Regions from separate parts of the Homo sapiens genome. Here region 2 is linked to region 1. Evidence: chromatin loops called from intact Hi-C (ENCODE). Cell type or tissue: endothelial cell of umbilical vein. All regions are shown on one strand. Each heading gives the region's core, and the rest is flanking DNA. Links, peaks and the distances in the headings are about the cores only. Region 1 overlaps RPS6KA2 (ribosomal protein S6 kinase A2). Region 2 has its middle 56 kb from the start of RPS6KA2.

Region 1 (5,379 bases), core at 318-5,317:
TTGCATCTTTGTAAGTTCACATGTGTATGTTTTCCTGGTTTCTTCTTAAATGCCATTAGAAGAAAGGTGCTGAGAGTTCTTGTAAAAATGTGGATCTTTAGTTGTGGCATAGATTTTTCTCTTTTTGGTAACATTTTAAGAGGCCTCTTGATATTTGTCTGGGGATAACTTGACTTTCTTGTAATATATCTCTATTATTTCCTTAGGTTGCCTAGACTTTTCTGTACATCTAATATATGGTATAACATGTTATTAAAACTTTTTTTTAATAACACAGACATAAAAACACAAAAGCTGATTTTTCTTTCATTCAACAAAGGTGACAGTGAAACTCTAAGGCCAGACCATATTACTCAATTCGGATTCTGGATAGGGGAGAGTTTAGGAGGCCCTGCTTATCGTTTTTACTCATACAAGTTACTGAAACTTACTCACCAGTCCACTGGGGATGTCTTTGGACATATGATACAGTAATTTACAGCATGGTCATTATTAACTAATCCTTAATAAGAGAAGCATTCATCACTTAGCATGGTGGTTTCTGCCTCATTTGGCTTGGCTCTGATGTGATGATTTTGGCATTCAGGAAGTGTCGGAAGGTTTGCGTGTTTGGCTGGTGCACACTTGAAGGATGAGGCAACACTGACAAAATTCGTATGTCATGCATCCTACCCATGTATTTTCTCCTGTTACATGCCTCTATCCCTGTGCATTGAGAAAGAAAATGCAGAACTCTTTTCCTCTACTGAATCCCTTCCCACACTGCCCACTACAGAATGATACGGTAGTTCTGGTGTGTCATATTCCATGTCTCTTTTCCTCTACTGAATCCTTGCCCACACTGCCCACTACAGAATGATACAGTAGTTCCGGTGTGTCATATTCCAGGTCCAAAGCCTCCTTCTTAACCCAGATCTAATCCTCATGAAGAGATGGAGCATAGCAAGTTTATGAATATCAGGAGCCCACATGCCTTTATTTTAAATGGCAAAAAATTACATTTTCCTAGCTCAACCCACTCAAAAGCACAAAACCACAAAATACACAAATACACAAAAACTCTGAAACTCCAATATAATCTTTCAAGAATTTCTGCCTCACATAAAGCACTTGAAACACCAAATGTTTCCTCAAGACTGAATTTACCTTCATAGCAAGGATGTCAGAGCTTGTGTGTCATCATGGGTTCACGTGTCCAGCCAGCACTTGTGATGCTCCGTGACTGTAGACTTTCTCCACGGTGTGGGCTTTATTAGGCCTCTCGGATCCCTCACTACTTCTCACGGTTTGCCACTTTCCTGGAAAACCTTTTCCGTTAACAGCATGGGGCCACCAACAGTGATGTTATAAGCACATTTACCGCCCCACTTATGGTCGCCATCCTGTTGGAGAATGGCTGAGACACCGCTTGCCTCTCACCCTCCCCCTGCCCCAGCCCAGCCTTGAGTGTTGCCCTGGGCACACACTGCTTGGGATGCAGATTAATGTCATGTGTCAACTTGGCCACACATGCACAGATATTTAGTTAACCCTTATTCTGGGTATGTCTGTGAGGGTGTTTGTGGATGGTTTTAACATCTGAGTCACTGGACTGAGTGAGGCAGTTGCCCCCTAGATACGGGTAGGCCTCCTCCACCAGCCAAAGTCTGAACAGAGCAAAGGGGCTGGCCCTGTCCCAAGGAAGAGGGACGCCTCCTGCCTGACAGCTTGAGCTGTGACATTGGTGTTTTCCTGCCTTTGGACTTGAACTAAAACATCAGTTCTTCCTGGGTCTCTAGCCTGCTAACTGGAGACCTTGGGACTCGTCAGCTTCTATATGTGTGGGGGCTGATTCATTCTCTCTCTCTCTCTCTCTCTCCCCACATACATAGATGTAATACACACATACACATCTTTATATATACATACATATATATGTACACACCCCTATATATATACACATACAAATCTATAGACACATACATACACACCTATATATACACATACATACACACCTATATATACACATACATATATACACACACACACACACCCCTCTGTATATACATATACATCTCTATACACACCCACACCCACACACATACACACATATCACCTACTGGTTTTGTTTTTCTGAAGAACCCTGACATACACTGGTGTAACAGGCTTTCTATTTGGATGGTGAACTGGGGCTAAAATGTTTTGCAAGTTGTTATGGAAAATATTAGGATAGTGAGGGTTCACAGAGTGAGGAAAGTCTGTATATAGAGACTAGAAGGATTTCGAGTTTCATTTTGAACTCTGGATATTTGCCTGGGAATAACAACTTTCTTGTAATTTATCTGTATTATTTCTGTAAGTTGCCTGGACTTTTCTATATATCTATTATGTGGTATAATACTTCATTAAAACATTTTTTAATAACAGACACAAAAACACAAAAGCTGATTTTTCTGTCATTTGACAAAGGTGCCAGAGAAACTCTAAGGCCAGACCATATCACTCAATTAGGATTATGGGAAGGGAAGATATTAGCATAATTCAATCCATTCATTTCTCTCAATCCCTGTAAACAGAACTTCAGGTTAATTTGGGTTGAGGCACAGCTCAGTGGGAGAACAGTTCATTTTCAGAGTGACCCCGGCCACCTGACCATTGAGTCTGTGGGGGACGTGGTGGCCAGGACCGTGTTTATGTCGATTTAGGTTTTGGGCGTCTTCCCTGCGGGCTGTTCTTGGGAAGCATGCTCCGCGCCCACGGTCCTCACCCCGGCAGGAGCTACCCTCTGCGCACTCAGGCTGCAGCTGCCTCTGCCTGTTGGCTGGGTGGGAACTGCCTGCCGTAGATCAGGGAGGAACTTAGCAGAGAGGGGGAGGGCATGTTCTACTTTGTGCCCTCTTGTTCAGCACAGCCACTTGGCACTGGGTAACAGGAAGAGAAAACGTGTTTGGCGAGGCGGGATGTGATGAGTCAGCCCCGGCTAATGCCCCGTGGTCTGGTTGCTGGCATGCAGGTTTCTTGGCACTTGCCTGAGAACTCGTGGACTTGGCCAGAACACTGGACACCAGCTACACACTGAGTCCACGCCCAGCATACCAGCCTCTAGCGGGCTTCTAAATCTGCCTGGGTGAAACAATAGAAAATGTTCATTAGGGGATTGTACTTTTACAAAGACTGCCCTGACAAGTTTTTTTTGTTGTGTTTTGTTTGGGTTTCTGGTGGAGCTTACTGGAAGGCTGTGGGTGGCCTACCTAGAATAACGACGCCCGATTCAGACAGCTGGACTCAGAGGGATTCTGCTCCACAGAGAAACAGTAACATTACATTCTCTTTGGGGTTTTATTATTGTGGTGGGAAAGGAAGGTTTGTATTATGTCCTGTGTTCCTTTGGGTGTGCCAGTTGCCCACCTCTGTACTCTTGAGTCTATTCCAGCATGACTTGGTCATCTTCATTCCTATAGGTTAGTGGTGGGATTCTGCTGTCTTCTCAGGAGTAAGTGGTTCCCAACCACAACCCACTCACATAATTCACTTTCTTCTGTGATGAAGGGTTAGTGTGCTTACAAGGCCAGTTGACTCAGAGGTGGAGATTAACATGGGTATCTTTCAGTGGCTATGGGAATGACCATTTCTAACATGTCAGGTAGTAGGGGGAAAAGTCATTAGGGACTTACAAGCCAAGAAAAATGAAAATGTAGTAACATCTACAGTCAGTCGCCTGTGGAGCTGAGGAGTTGGTGTGAGTGAATTTGCACCCAGTGGGTGAGGCTCTGTCTGAACCCGAGCAGAGAACCCCAACAGGTAGGGCCTGGAACAAGGACTCTTGCACAGGAGAGAGCCACCTGATTTCCTGCCCATCCAGGACTTTGCAGAAGAGAGAAAGAGGGTCCAGGAACAGGCTATTCACTGCTCCCCAAAGACCAGCTCCAGATAAGTGCATATGGATAACCCCTGGATTACAGGAGAAATAATCAGAAATTGCATCTTCTTACCCCAGGGCTTCTAGCCGTGGCCCTTTCACTCCAGTCCTGAGCTCACTGCCCCAACTGTTTTCCCCCAGATACCCCACTTAGCAACTGTCACTCTAGGATTCCCCATCACCTCCACCCTGGGCCATCCTTCCTAGAGCAGCATCCTCTAGTCTCCTTCCTTTTCCCCACAGTCTGCCTAAAGTATATTTTTACCTATAAGTGAGGTGACAGCAGCCCACCTCTCTGATGACGCCCAGATGAAGGACCTATCTGGGTAGGGAGAAGGATGCTCTTGTTCCATGATGATTCTGTGTCACCTTTCAGAATGATGAAACCTCAAACATGAAAGGTGACTGGGAAATGTAAGCGTAATAGGTTCTTTGCCCGATGCACACAGGAGTCAGTACACCGAGATACTGGGTTGCAGCAGAGAAAGAGGCTCAATCGTAGCATCCCTGAACGAGGCGATGGGAGAAAACCTCAAATCCACCTCCCCGAGGAATTTGGGCTCAGGATTGTGGCTTTTGGAGTGGCTGCAGCGTGGAGATTGTTGATTTGTGGAAGAGTACAGGGTGACTTCGTGGGACAGGGAGAGGAAGAAGCTATATTCTACACCAATGCCATTCCTCTGTGGGGGTCTTCAAACTGGTTGCTGGAATTCAGGGTCTGAAAAACATCTTAAGTGATCCTTAAACAAAAGCTTTATGGCTCCAAGGTCGGAGAGCCCAGAACAATAGGGGTGCAGGTGGTCAGTGTCTAGAGCTATGTGACTTTTCACAACAAGGAAGTGGGCCAGAGTGCGGCCTGATGAATGCTGCTTAGAACTGTATTCCTGTCCAGAAGCCAGCGTGCAATTCTTCTCACCCCTGTCACTTATGAAGAGATGCACAAATAACCGTGACTTGGAGGAGTCCCTTTCCCATTGTAAAACCTACCACGTACCTGGGAAGAAAACAGATTTACCTGCTTAGGATGTATGTTCCTGGTTCAAGCTATTGCAGTGTCTTTGAGCCCAAATTGCTAGAGAAATCATCAATTTTTACATTGGGTTTAGGGAACTGATGTTTTCTGCTGTCGCTTGAACAGTATTCTAGCTCTGTAGAGAAAAAGTATAGAAGCAACAATTTCCTAAAGTCATCTCAAAATCAGGTTTTGTAAATTACCAATTGACCTTTGTAAAACTGGAGACATTTTTCATGCGGTGGGCAATCTCTGTATTTCTGACTTGCTGTGGAGTTGCTGGTCTGGGCAGTGTCTCCTCACATTGACATCAGAATTCTCATCATAAGTAGGCCTTTCCTAGGGATGGAAGGTCAGACTTGTTTGCTTAGAAAAAAACAAAAAAACAAAACCCTTTCAGACAGCAGGTTGGTTTTGCCCCCTGCTTTCAGGCTGCAGTGGAGGAGGATGGAGTCCTGTGCTGGAGTGG
Region 2 (5,364 bases), core at 365-5,364, 130 kb before region 1:
CCATGGTGCATTGTCTGCGGGATCACTCGATGGTAGGAGTTAAAAGCAGTGATGTAGATACCATGGAGATAGAGGCACAGACCCAGCTTAGCCGGGGAGCAAGGCAGCAAGGAGGTGGTAGGAGATGTGGTGGGAGAAAGGGCACCAAGTACCTGGCTGTGTGAACCCAGCTTGAACCTCAGTCCTACAAGGCTCTTTGCCATAAGAAACGTGATGCCCATAGAATTGTCGTGAGGGTGAAGAGTGGTGGTGCACGGGGAGGAATTCTTTCAAAAGCTGGGATGCAGTGGGAGCTCAGGAAGAGTCTATGGATTTGAATCCAAGATCTTCCCTAATCCTAGGGAATGAAACTGTACTCCAACAACTCTCAAAGATGCATGGCTATGAATCCATCAGTTCACCTCCATGAAACTAGGGCAGAAAGAAAGTCAGAGGTCTGGGATCCTTGGACTCTTGTCCCGAGTGTCTGAGGGAGGACAAGTGGGATGGACAGTGATAGAAATGGCCAACAGATCATTTTAACCATTGCCCTTCTCAGCCTCTGTCCTCCCAGCCTGCACACACACCCCACACTCCATCAGGGTCCTGCCTGAGCTTTCCTCGGCCTCTGTCCTTCCAGCCTGCACACACACCCCACACTCCATCAGGGTCCTGCCTGAGCTTTCCTCGGCCTCTGTCCTCCCAGCCTGCATACACACTCCACACTCCATCAGGGTCCTGCCTGAGCTTTCCTCGGCCTCTGTCCCCGCAGCCTGCACACCCACCCATACTCCATCAGGGTCATGTCTGAGCTTCCTTGTAGTGCTGAGCTCCGCCCACTGGATGGGGACTTCGAGGTTGGGGTGCTTCCATGGAAGCCGGTTGGCCCTTGCAGGGCTCTGGAGCTACCATCCCGCAGTGACATCTCCCTCTTCCTGCAAGGGCCTCCCTGCAGTGTGGCTCCCAGTACCACGCTCTCTCAAGTAAGGATAGCCTCTTTTAGCTCCTCCTCTGGCACAATGTTTCTTGTTGCTTTTCAGATTTGTAAGACATTCTCTTATTATAAATTGGAAAGAAGGAGAAAGGGCATTTAATTATTAAAAAGTAGGTTCAGAATTTTTCTTAGAAAACAAATCAAGTTGTTCAGGGGGAAGGGTGATAAATGTTCAAGTTGGGAGGTAAAAGCGATGTAGGCTGGAGGTGAGGCTTTCGGGGATGGAGCTGCACTGTGGATACATCCAACGGCATCTGCCGGATTCCTGGGGCCTCTGGGGCAGAGCAGAGGAGGGCAGAGAGCAGGGTGAAGGCTTGAGGATGACTGCACCCGGTGAGACCCCACCTTTGGTCTCTGGTCTTCCTGGTGATGCAGGACAGGTGAGCCTCAAATTGGGGCTTAGCCTTCAAAGGGTCTTGGCTTCACCCAGGAGAGAATTCAAGAGCAAGCAGACGGTAGGGTGGAAGAAAACAGCTGTGTTGAAGCAGCAGTGTTACAGCTCTGTGACTGCTCCTGCAGAGCAGAGTTACCTGCTAGGCAGAAAGTAGCAGCTCAGGGCAGGCCTGCAGTCATATTTATACGCACTTTAAATTACATGTAGATTAAGGGGCAGTTTATGCAGAAATTTCTAGGAAAAGGGCAGTAACTTTTGGGTTGTGGGGTCATTGCTATGAAAAGGGGCGGTAATGCCTGGGGGTTGCCATGGCAATAGTAAACAGACATGGCACACTGATGGGTACATCCCCTGACCTCCGTCCCTGTGTTAGCAGGGTCTCAGTTTGGTCCAGTATCTGAACCCTGCCTCCAGAGTCAAGTCCCGTCTCCTACCTCACTGGGGAGGTTGGGCCCTGTTTTCTGATCTCTGTCCCCAGCTACATCTAGATGACAACACCTCCTTATAGACTCCTCCAGTTATCTTGGGTTCCTACAAGAGCGTGTCTGGGATAGGGTCCAAGATGAACTCCTGCACGGTAGCCCCTTGCTGCTGCCTGGTGAGCTCTGGGTCCTGAGAAGGGAAGGGGAGGTGCCGTGGCTGTTGTAGGCCTGCCTGGGGGCTGGAACCTTAGGGACCACAGCTGCCGAACACCCCAAGGACCTCTCGCTAGCTGCTCTCTCCTGTATCTCCAGGCTGTCCCAGCCTCACCCACCATGTGGTCGGACGAGATTCAGCTACCAGCGTATCAGCGGTGGAGTGAGGCCCTGGATGCGAAAAGCTCCAGATGTGTTTCCCTTCTGTGTTCTCAGTCTGATGTGCTCTGACATATTTGCGCCTACCTAGTTATCCAGAGACATTGATTTCCTTGGCGGGGAAGCACGTTGGGAAAAGGAACATTTACTGATTAATGGAAGGAAATATTTGAGTCACACATTGTCCTTAGATGAATCATTGATTTATTCCCAGTAAAATCTGACTTATTTAAATGGCCACACAAGTAACTAATAAAGTAATTTAAAATCATAATTTAAACTAATGAGATACTTTAAAAACATATTTCTAGGTCTCTAGAGTGGAAGGAATGTGGTCTGTAGATTATAATTGATCATGGGGAGCAAACACTTTGCTTCCTGTTTACTCACTGCTTGCTTGGAAATACATTGGTACATTTCTGGCTCTTGCCAAAATGTAACTCTGAGTTAGGAGAGCATCACTTCATGTAATTGATAAAGTTAAAACTTTGTGCACTTTTGGACATCTGCAATATGCAATACTCTCCAACACAGAGGCACACGTAGGTATGAGTTGTCGTGGAAATGCATGTGTTTCCATGGTTAAGGGCTTGCCCCTGCCCTGTAGAAAGAGTCATGTTGCATGTTGTGACCCCTGAGCAGCGCTTGGATCTTCTCCCACAGAAGCACAGCTGCCAGCTGTGGTCTCAGGCTGGGCTTCACCGAGGGCAAGCGGCGAGACCCATCTGACGTCCATCAGCTGGTAGGCCTTCCCCTAGTTTCTCGTTGCATTTCTTCATTCATGCCTTCACTTACCTACTTCATTCATGCCTTCAACTCATTGGTTTGGGTCTAAGGAATGTGGTTATAAAGCTGGAACCCACATGATCACCTGGCCTTTGAGAAGAAACAGAGAAGGGGAAAAAGGGCTTAGGATGTGGTCAAATGCATGGGTTGTCTCTTTACTGAGGTAGGTGGTGGTCATAGGGCGCTCTGAGGACAGGCAGTAGGGCTGTTATTTTGCTGGGTGTGGGGAGACAGGTTCCATTTCATGGTTTCCGATGAATGAGCTTGTCCCGGCTATGAAGCAATCCTTGCTTTCTTTGTGTCGTTGTTGCTAGTGTTTATCTCCACACTCCCACCCAGTTTTCTTCTTGGGATTCCACTTATTCGACAGCTAATTATGGAGTCCCTCCTCCCTCTCACTCTGTTCTAGACCCTGGAGTTCAGCAGTAAACCTGACATGTTGGCCCTGCCCTCGGAGCTTGCTCCCTGCCCCTGCCTTTCCCCAGGGCTGTCTCACCCTCTCTATGCTTCCCCTGTGCTGCCCACACCGGACCCCACCTGTGGGCATTCTAGGCTCCGATGAAGTAGGGAAAAGACACTCCCCATGGCTCTGGATTTATGATGTAAGCCAAACGTGGATACTGAGCCAGACACGGAGCAGTGACTTTCCATTTTCCTACGACACCTCAATACCAATGTTTTATTAAATTGAAAGGACTAAAAACAACTAAGTGACGCATGAGTCTTTATTTTTAATTGAGCTTTTATGTTCCTCAATTCATTAATGAAGAAGAAAAGGAGAAAGCTGGTACATTTTATTGCCTGTAATTTTCAAGCGGAAGTTTATTCTGAAACATATTTCAACATCACATTCCTTGGGTAAATTGCCTGTAGCTTAAACATAACAGCAGCATCTCAAAACCCTCAGAACTCTACTTACGAATGAACCAGATTTTACTATTAATACATTGGTTAGGCCAGTTTTCTTTGTATATTCTTGCTGGGCATCAGAAGACTTAAACCTAAGCTGTCTGTCATCTCTGCGGGAGAACAGTGCGGTGGTGGGTGGTGTCGAGACTCACAGAAGGAGCCGATCAAGGGATCTCGGCAGGAGCTGCTGGTGGACAAGGCATTCCCAGCAGAGGACAGGAAAAGTTGGTGGCATTAACATTCTAGGCACCTGCTGCAGGTGTCAGGCCCCAGCCCTGGGCCACAAGGGTCAAACAAGGGTCAAGACAGGACTTTTCATCTCTGGGAGACAGGCCACCAAGAGCAAGATCTTGGGCGGGGGCGGGGGGGGGGGCGGGCAGGGGGAGATCCAGGGAGAGGCCTGGTCCTGTGAGCTGGAATCACAAAAGGAAGGAACTGGGACACGGGAATCACCAGGAACAGTTTTCCCTTCGGGGCACAGAATCCTGGTGCAACTTGCAGGGAGAGAGCTCAGCCTTCCTGGGGCCACCGATCAGCACTGGTCACACTGGTCAGCCGTGGCTGCAGGTGTCAGAGAGGAATTAGGGGTAGGAGATGCCGTGTGGAGGGTGCAGATAAGAAACTTGGACCTTATGTCAAGACGGAATCTAGAAGAAGGGCGTGGTTTCCAGTGGAGCAATGAGTTGGTTTATAATTTTGCATCCTAGGCCATTGGCTATGCCTCGTATTTTTCTTGGGAAATAAGCATCATTTGTATCAGGAAATGGTACAAGTCCATTGTGCAACCCACTTCTTTTTGTCGTGGGGTATGGCATCTATTTCTTAAGCTCAGAAAATTTCTAAGATACAGTGTTGTAACCTGCAGTTTTGGTACATCCTTCCTTGCATTTTCTAAACGCAGTGGGGTGGACACGTTGTGGCTAGATCTGTGCTCTGGCGCTGCCTCTCTGCCCTTTCCACCTTCTCCAATTTTCCCTGCTTTCTGTGCTTCACTAGGGAACAAAGCCTGATTCAGAGCAGAAGGGGTGAGAAGATATGGGAGAGACAAGCGGCTGCTGTTAAAAAAGAGCAGTCCTCACTCGATACGCCAAACAGGTCCCTCACAGGCCTTTCCAGAGTCAAAAATGGGAGGAGAGGGGCAGCAAGGCTGAAACTTTTCCGATTCTGCATCTGACTGAAGTTTGAACTGTGCCTCTGGCCTCAGCAAGTCTCCTTTTGTGTCCAGAATTGGTGGGTTCTCGGTCTCCCTGACTTCAAGAATGAAGCCACAGACCCTAGTGATGAGTGTTACAGTTCTTAAAGATGGTATGTCTGGAGCTTGTTCCTTCAGATGTTCAGATATGTCCAGAATTTTTTCCTTCTGGTGGGTTCATGGTCTCGCTGACTTTAGGAATGAAGCTGCAAACCTTCACAGTGAGTGTTACAGTTCATAAGGTTGGCACGTCCAGAGTTGTTCGTCCCTCCTGGCGGGCTCGTGCTGTCACTGGCTTCAGGAGTGAAGCTGCAAA

What was found. Hi-C counts contacts between places; a loop is a spot of excess contacts. Peaks named below come from ENCODE experiments on the same cell type or tissue, not always from the same donor. Only the 100,000 strongest peaks of a DNase experiment are listed, where the experiment ranks them.
Region 2: it touches region 1 in a loop (3-fold over the local background); 11 of 110 quality-filtered maps call a loop at or near these places.

Annotation. Positions count from the first base shown.
Region 1 is chr6:166,554,629-166,560,007 of GRCh38, reverse strand. The region is part of intron 1 of RPS6KA2 (ribosomal protein S6 kinase A2); the gene reads left to right. Among named protein-coding and RNA genes, the nearest start is that of RAMACL, 29 kb to the left of the region's middle. In endothelial cell of umbilical vein, for the core only: no CTCF peak of the experiment used is centred there; a DNase peak (open chromatin) is centred at 2,947; H3K27ac peaks cover 2,532 bases.
Region 2 is chr6:166,680,556-166,685,919 of GRCh38, reverse strand. It overlaps a transcript of RPS6KA2 not described here. Among named protein-coding and RNA genes, the nearest start is that of RPS6KA2, 56 kb to the right of the region's middle. In endothelial cell of umbilical vein, for the core only: no CTCF peak of the experiment used is centred there; a DNase peak (open chromatin) is centred at 2,249; H3K27ac peaks cover 1,136 bases.